2 separate regions of the Homo sapiens genome follow, and region 1 is linked to region 2. Evidence: chromatin contacts called from ENCODE Hi-C data. All regions are on one chromosome and are shown on one strand. The core of a region is the stretch at or near the end of the contact, and the rest is flanking DNA. Distances in the headings are between cores, read along the strand shown.

Evidence for each region. Hi-C counts contacts between places; a loop is a spot of excess contacts on that map.
Region 1: a map of Calu3 shows a loop between it and region 2 (2.7-fold over the local background). The contact joins two enhancer-like sites. A Hi-C loop is called at or near these places in 1 of 168 maps with a recorded cell type or tissue (Calu3).

The regions. Positions count from the first base shown.
Region 1 is chr3:172,257,647-172,261,657 of GRCh38, reverse strand. All of the region lies in intron 6 of FNDC3B (fibronectin type III domain containing 3B), which reads right to left. Among named protein-coding and RNA genes, the nearest start is that of GHSR, 190 kb to the left of the region's middle. Within about 2 kb of position 2,237, at least 14 of the 41 ENCODE cell types and tissues checked have a DNase peak (open chromatin) inside an H3K27ac peak, as active enhancers do.
Region 2 is chr3:171,950,799-171,955,419 of GRCh38, reverse strand. It overlaps LOC105374217 (a long non-coding RNA gene), which reads right to left. Exons shown (of 4, transcript XR_924718.4): 2 at 3,465-3,499. Among named protein-coding and RNA genes, the nearest start is that of TMEM212-AS1, 52 kb to the right of the region's middle. Within about 2 kb of position 1,892, at least 5 of the 41 ENCODE cell types and tissues checked have a DNase peak (open chromatin) inside an H3K27ac peak, as active enhancers do.

The DNA of each region.
Region 1 (4,011 bases), core at 988-3,487, 310 kb before region 2:
CCTTTCCCACATCACACTTGTGTTATCTACTCAATTCCTAGAATTTCAAAGTCTCACTACAGCACCAAAAACTGAAATACGGTAATAGCGTCTGCTACACTGTGTGTCTGGTTGAGCAAATTAAATTTAAAATAAAAGCCACAGCTGACCATGGCAGAAAGCATGAAGAATAATGAACATATTTGTAGTATAGACTATAATTATCACATTACAATACTGATCATACAAAACCAGAAGTTCAACACCCTGCCTCTTGACACTGCAGTTTATGTAAAGATCCTAGAGCTCCATTCCACAGAAGGAGAAGCAATGACAAAATCGATGTTGACATAGCAGCAGGAAATTTGCCAAAATTCCATCACAAATGCTGAGACTCTTTCAGATAAGGTATTAACAGAAATGGTTTCCACCTCGACATACCTGGTAGTCAGCCTCCATGATGCCTCGCCACCCCCATGATCTACTTAAACCTAGTGCTGACCCCTTCCGCAATGTAGCAGGGCAGGTCTATGCAGCCCACAGAATGCGGAAGACATGGTGTACAAGTTGCCAGGTGTAAGGAAAGGTTGTGAAAGACTTGGAAATTTAGTGGGTTACCCAGTTAGTTTATCCATCTAGCTTAACTAATTGCCCTAATGCAAGGAATGTGGGTGGGAGAAAAATAAATATAGAGAAGTTGTTGTTTGCCCATCGCCTCCAGCTAATGTCCCCTGAAATCTCCCCCTTTTAGCAAAGTAACTTAGAGTGGTTAATTTGCTGAGTGGGTTCAAACAGAATCAAGCAGGCCTGTCAGACCCCATTCTGTGGGCTCACACAGAGAATTCAACCAGAGAGGTGACAGGGAAAAAGCACGGAGAGAGGACTGCATTTTATTCTTGCCCAGAATTCAGCAGGTTGTTTGTGGGTTGGCAATAGTCCGAGAACCTTTTTTGGGGAGTGGATGCCCCTCTGAACTCTCCCCTATCTCAAGTCCTTGGCATTCACTATTACTTAACACTGACCCAGCCTGCAGGACGCCTTGCCCAACAGCATTCTGATGGGCATGCTCACAAGCTGAGGTTATAATAAAATGGCCCACAGAAAGCAGTTCTCACAAGGAAAAAATCTCATGGTCTTTCTTCACCAATACCACTACATTTTTAAAGCACTTAGTGTCTGAAATTGTACTAAGAGCTGATGATAGTCCTCTGAAAGAGATGCCATTAATTACCCCTATTTTCTACATACAAGAAAGAAATGAAGCCTTGAAAGATGAACTATCATGCCCAAGGGCACATAGTTCCCAAGTGGCTGAATTGAGACTAAACCAAGATCTGCAAGGTCCCAACTAGTACATATTTTAAATATGCTTCTGAGTATGGCACTTTTGTGATGACGATCTCTAACCCAGTTAAATTCAGAATTCAACTTAGCTAAATGAAAGAAATAACATATAGAAGTTTCAAATCAATAAAATTGAAGGTTACAAATATACCAGAAACAAACCATATCATCACTTATACCTGCTGTTTAAAGGGTTCTTTGGGATGACATTTATTTTACCAACATGGGTTCTGATGTCATCTAAATGCTGTCATGATCAGTTCCCAAGAAAGCAAAAAGGCAGAGAAAATAACATGGGTTTACAGAGTTCAGTACTACATATGGTAAAAACTAATCAAAATTCTGACCTCAAACTTCTGGTGAACATTCATTTCAAAAGAAAACTCAACGAATTATTTTTGCATGCTTTTTGTCTTTATATGCAAGTGAAAAATGTGAAGCTTCAAGTATGATTTAATGGGTTAAGACTTCTTAACTTGACATGACAAAAATATCTCATTTTGCCTGTTGAAAGAATCATGTAGTAAACATCTTTAAAACATTCCAGATTGCAACAAAAATACGAGGGGGAAAGGGCAAAAGGCAAAAGATAGGATAAGTGATGTAACTTAATAAAGACAATTATATACTCTACTAATTAACAATTTGGGCCACCATGGTTTCCTCTTTGTTGAGCTGTAAATTTGCCTTTGCACTAGTAAAATCAACATCCCAGTAAGAGGGAAAAAAATCATCATAAAGGGGTCTTACAGAAAAGTAGTTATTCACAGTTTGATTTCTCCAGCCTTGGGCCTGCAGGATAAGGCCCAAGTCAGAAAGCGCATGTTAATGAGCAGCATGCTCCTTATGAAACAGGCTTCTGTCCCCAGAACTATCTCCATCCCACACATAGACAGTTGCAAGGCGTTCAAGTGCGCTCGGCCCCTAACTAGAGTCACTCAGAGGCCTCTATAACTAAGCAGAGAGATCTGGCAGCCTACGCTTGAAATGGAAGTGGCGATGTTAATTGTCCAGTTTCCTGCCAAGAAGAATGCCTCATGTCTCTTGCATTCTAATCCAGGGGTCCCCACTGTCCTTTGAAAAAATAAAAGTTATTTGGGCTTGTTTGGACTATTTTTACTTTTCAGACTGTAATTGGCAGCCAGATGGATGAATTCCACTGACCTGAGCTCACTTTTAACTTTTCTCATGTTTTCTTGATATTTTTGCAATACTCAGAATTTATATGCAGCTATAGACAGGTGAAAAAACACAGGATTCATCATCACCTATAGACTTGAGAGATAAAGCAATATTAAAAATGTATCTAGAAACAGTACAGTGTTCAAATGCAGTAAGGGAAGCAGATACTCTGGGGGAAAAGAAGAACCCTGCCAACTCCAGCCTTCCAAAACACCTCGTCTGAGCATGCCTAGGATATGTGCTCACAAGACAGAAAAAGCTTACAAGAGAAAGAGGAAATCTGCCACTTGTGAAGTGCAAAAGCCCTACTAAATATCCTACTTTAATCAGAAAACAGAAAAGCACAAGCATTATCTGTTACAGGGAGCCAAGACCAAAGAGATTCCAAAAGAAAATCTGTCTTGACTCCCAACATTCCAGACCTTATTAACATTAAGCACGTCATTCCAGACAAAGGAAACCACTGTCAGCCCTGCGCAGGTGGATGCTGCTATGCCCTCCCAGAGCCCAAGCCATTCAGCAAAAGGATAGACTCCAAGGACCCAAAAATATCCACAGTCTCAGACCCCCAGAGGGAAAAAACGCCATCCCAAACCTTGGTGCGCTGTGACTTCTCATTATGAATAATTACTGTTATTGTGAATACACTTTCTTGCTGCTTTGGGGGAAGTAAAGCTGTAGTCTGATTCTGGTTTCTGAGCAATGATCACAAAATATAAGAATAGTAAGAGAAAAAATGCCAGGGAGGACCACCTGAGAAAGAATTAGAATACAAAGAACCGGTAATAAGGAACACTGCTGGAGTCAGAAAGCAATCTGCGAACTCTGAAAGACAAATGCACAAGAATAATGCCCTCATCACTGGCTTTCGGTATCATAACCAGAACCTGTGAGTCTATGTCGTGGAATGTGATCTAAAATGCAACTGAGTCTTTGGATTGTTAACAATTCCAAAGGTCAAATGCCAAGAGTATGCTGTACGTTCATTTTCTTCCGTATTTGGAATTCTTGCCACTTTGTCCCAATTTTTCCCATATGGCAGTATGACTTCTAGAAGAGTTCACATAAGCTGCTACCTATATGTTAGTCACACAAAAGGAACTCTTCCATCACTAGTATATATTTATCATGATACAGATAGTACAAGGAACATACTTCAACTTAAACCAAGTGTTCCAACTGAATGCCTCCCACCCGCCGCTTTCCCACCCCTGCCATTTAAAATCTTGGTTAAAAATTGCTTGGCACTCAAAGAGCCAGCAGTTCTCAAATGCTACTGTGGCTTATTATTACCTGGAGTGCCTGATGAAACATAGATTGGTGGGCCCCACCTACACAGCCTGTATTCAGTAGGTCTGGGGCAGGTCATAAGGGTACATGTCTCACAAGCTTCTAGATGGTACTGATACTGCTGGTCTGAGCCCATGAGTAGCCAGGACCCAGGTGAGGGCTGGATCCCTGGGAAAGCCTTGTGGAGGGTGACAAGGACCCAGGTCCTCCACTCAA
Region 2 (4,621 bases), core at 643-3,142:
ATAACCATATTGACCTTCTAGACGAAGCCCAGTAGGATGAAAGTAACATTTCTACAAGACAGCATGTCATAAAAGGGGCTTGTAAAGACAAAATCATTAGACGACAAGTACGCTTCATTGAAAAAGAGGTGCATTTTTCTATTGTTCCAAGTATTGTGTAAGGCAGGAAGATGGAGAATAATATTCAATGCATCTGCAAAGGAAATGAGTCCCAAAAATGCCTTATTTGGTGCTTTAGTCAAAAAGGCCACCTGTCTCATTTACCAAATAAGCAGTTTTTTTTTTCATTCCTTTTATAAGATCAAGCCCACTTCTCTGAGGAATGAATCAGAGGCATTGCATTTACCACATAAATAACTGATTGAAGTAAGTGATTTACCTTTTCCTTATTTTATCACATAAAAAAGGGCAATGATTACATGTAACACCTAATTCTTATTGCCTTATTGATTACGTCTGAATGCTGACCATGCTTTTACTAAAGAGACAATGCTATGTTCTCAGATTCTCAAAATGAGCAGGCCAGATTACTTAATCAAATCTATAGTAGGAAGTCCAGAGCTGAACAATGCACTAGCTGGTGTGTTTTGACTTCACTGTCTCCATGGTAACATGCACGAACAAATTACGAAAAATATGAACGATTTGTCTGAAGGGCAGAAATTTGCCAAATCTTATTTAGTCTAATTAGTTTTAAATTAATGATATTTTAGGTGATTAAAATGTTTTTCCAAGAATTCTCATGCAAAAAAAAAAAAAACTATTGCATTTACTGACTTTGGTATAATGTTCATATTTTTAGAGTAAGCTGGTTGTGGAGTGAGAGTTACTAACTTGCATAAATTAAAATGATAAGCATTTCAACGTGGTAAGAAGCCAAAACAACAGTTTAAAAAGTAAACATTTTAGTTCATCTGATTATTTAACATACTGAGAATGCATTTCTTAAAAGCATGTATATACATTTTAAATGTAAGTATTTTCTGATTTTAGGCAAATCATAGTAGCCTATGCAAGCTGTGTACTAAGGGACTGAACTGGAATACAGCAACAGGCAAAGCTTCAGGAATCAAGAAGGCAAGAAAAGTGACACTCCAGAAAATACAAAGTCCCACAGCTCTCTCAATTCACGTTAAATCTGGACTATCTAGAAGCTGTTTTCTTCTATCAAAGGCCAAAGTGAGTGGCTCATGCCTGTAATGTCAGCACTTTGGGAGGCTGAGACAGGATGCTTGCTTGAGGCCAGAAGTTCAAGACCAGCCCGGGTTATAAAGCGAGAGCTCATCTCTACAAAAAAACAAAACAAAACAAAACAAAAGGCTAAAGTGAGGTACGTAATTCTTCCCACTGCCATAGCTTAAAGAAGCCTACAGGATAGGTCAAGAACCAAGCTGCTATGGCAGGAATTGTATGGAGTGTGCTGGAGACAACAAGGAGTCTCCTTTTGCTCTGTAAAATTAATAACGAGAGTAGCTAGAGTTATGGAAAAGAGGTTTGGTGAAGAGTCAAAAAAAAAAAAGCAAAAGCCCTGAGCTTTGAGCACCTGCACACAGAGAGCCGGAGCTCTCTCCGCAGTTGGTGTTAAATGACTGAACACAAGGAAGTAATTGTTCCTGCACTAACTAACTAGTGCAGGATTCTGAGAAAAGGTTCAATAGACAATGGAACGATGGAAACGGGGGAAAAATCTGAGAGAGAGAGAGAAAGAGAGGAGTTCCCTTAGACTGGTGACTGGTGAAAACCTTTCACAGTTCCTCAGTGAAGAAAGCTAGAGACCTTGGTGAAGAAACATATTGTCTATTTTAATGTGATTTCTCCCTCTCTGTTTACCAAACACATTCCATAGTGTACTGTCATCATTAATAAAGCTTCATAAGGTTCTGAATTTTGAGATACTATTGTTAAGGATTCATAGCTGATCCAGGAGACTTAGAGTGACAATTTTAGTCCAAATTCTCGTATGCAAAGTAGGCAGACTAGTCAAGCAACACCTTTTCAGCACTCTGCCTTAACCAATCCTGTATCTGAGTACGCTGCATGTATCCCTGGGTACTGTGGCCAAAACAGAGAGAACTCCTGCTTCCAGTCTGCCCACAAACCAGGAGACAGTCATTCAACAGAGCAATAAGACTACAAAATGGATCTTCTTCTGGTGTTAGAGATGAAGAGAAACTAATTCCTCCTTGTTTTTTACAACAGCAGTTTGAGTAGAGTTTAGGTATGTAAATAAATAGTTCAACAGAGAAAAGAAAAGATAAGTTAACATAATAAAGTTAGTTACTGGTTTTTTGTATATTATTAATGCATATATTAGTGGCATTTTCTGGACTTTAGAAAATGCCTTTGCTGCCAGATAGATTTTATGCTCATCAAACACACACACACACACACAAAGGTAACTATGTGAGGTGACAGATATGTTATTTAACTTAATTGTTGCAACCACTTCACAATGTCCACGTATACCAAAACATCGCATTGTGCACCTTAAATATATTCATTTTTTACTTGTCAATTATATCCTAAAAAAATCTGGAAAAAATAAAAATAAATTTAAAAAATGCTTTTAAAATCTGTGTACTCAATGTAAAGGCTAAAAATATAATGCCTCCAAAAGAAAATGAAAAATATCTTTGTGATCTTGGAATTGGCAACAGTTTCTTAGATAAAACAGAGAAAATATTAACCATTAAAAATTAGTAAATTGGACTTCATCAAAATGAAAATTTCTGCTCATCAAAAGACATTGTTAAGAAAATGAAAAGGCAAGCCACAGAATGGGAGAAAATATTTAAATACTTATGTCTGACAGAATATATAAAGAATTCATACAACCTAACAACAACATGAACAAATATATATATTTACCTAAAAAATCTGTAAACAAATATTGAGCTGTCATTAGTAATATGCTTTTTTTTTTTTTGACAGTGTCTCACTCTGTCATCCAAGTTGGAGTACAATAGTGAGATTTCAGCTCACTGCAATCTCTGCCCCCTAGGCTCAAGCCATCCTCCCACCTCAGCCTCCCGAGTAGCTGGGATTACAGGCATGTGCCACCACACCTGGCTAATTTTTATATTTTTTGTAGAGACAAGGTTTTGCCATGTTGCCCAGGCTGGTCTCAAATTCCTGAGCTCAAGTGATCCACCTGCCTCGACCTCCCAAAATGTTGTGATTAAAGGCGTGAGCAACTGTGCCCAGCCAGTAATATGCGTGTTGAAGGGTAAAGTGTACTGATGGGTACAACTTACTTTGGAATGCATTAAAAAATAAGATGGGTTGATGGATGAATGAGAGAATGGATACACGATAAAGTAAATTAGCAAAATGCTACTTGTAGAATTTAGGTGGTGGGTATTGGGACAATAATTGTCCATTGTACAGTTCCTTTCTTTTTTTCTGTATGTTTGAAAAATTTCATAACAAAATGTTGAGAAAAAAAAAGTTAAATATTCACTTACCTCATGATCCAGCAGGTTATCTTCTAGATATTTACCTAAAAGAAATAAAAACTTATGTTCACACACAGATTTATATAAGAATGTTTACAGAGCATTATTCATACTACTTCTAAGCTGGAAAGGTATCCATCAACAATGGAATGGATATGCAAATTGTGGTATGTTATACACTGGATAAGTATTTAGCAATAAAAAGGAATGAACCATTGATCCAAAGAACAAGATGGCTAAATCCCAAAAACTGTATGTTGAGCCAGAAAAACCAGAGGCAAAATTCAGAGAACAGGTTTAGAACAGTGATTGCCTGTGAGAGGTGGAAAGTGACTGGAAGGGGCACAGAGAACTTTCTCGGTTGATAGATAGAATGTTTTTATCATGGCTGGGTGCAGTGGCTCACACCTGTAATCCCAGCCCTTTGGGAGGGAGGCTGAGGTGGGCAGATCACTTGAGGTGATCTGAGGTCAAGAGTTCAAGACCAGCCTGGCCAACATGGTGAAACCCTATCTCTACTAAAAATACAAAAATTAGCTGGGCATGGTGGTACATGCTTGTAGTCCCAGCTACTTGGAAGGCTGAGGTAGGAGAATCACTTGAACCCAGGAGGCAGAGGTTGCAGTGATCGTGCCACTAGATCGTGCCACTGCACCCCAGACTGGGAGACAAAGAAAGACTCCATCTGAGAAAAAAAAAAGTTTATATCATGATTGGAGTGATGAATATTTAGGTGTGTACATTGATCAAAATTCATTAAATTGTATACTTAGGATGTGTGCATTTCTGTATGTAAATTTTACCTAAGTGGGGAAAAAGACTGAGACAGAGAGATCTCAAATTATTAAGCAGAGTTGTCTTTCTCTGTGTGACTATAGATGACAAGTCAGAGGCAGTAGACAACCCTGAATAGAAGGAAGCAAAGGTAACAGATTTCATGTCAGGAATCCAACTCTAATTAGTGGGACAAGTCTATTCTTGGAGATGTCCTGAGATAGGAAAAAAGTCACTCAATATTTCAAAGTATTGTAAGATGAGAGACGATTGTAATATCTTAGTCAATTTGTGAACAATATAGATCTCAGCCCCAAGTTCAACTGCATAGGATCATGGGCACACTAGTATGTTTTCTTTGTTTTAGGAAATGTACAGATTAAGTTCCAATG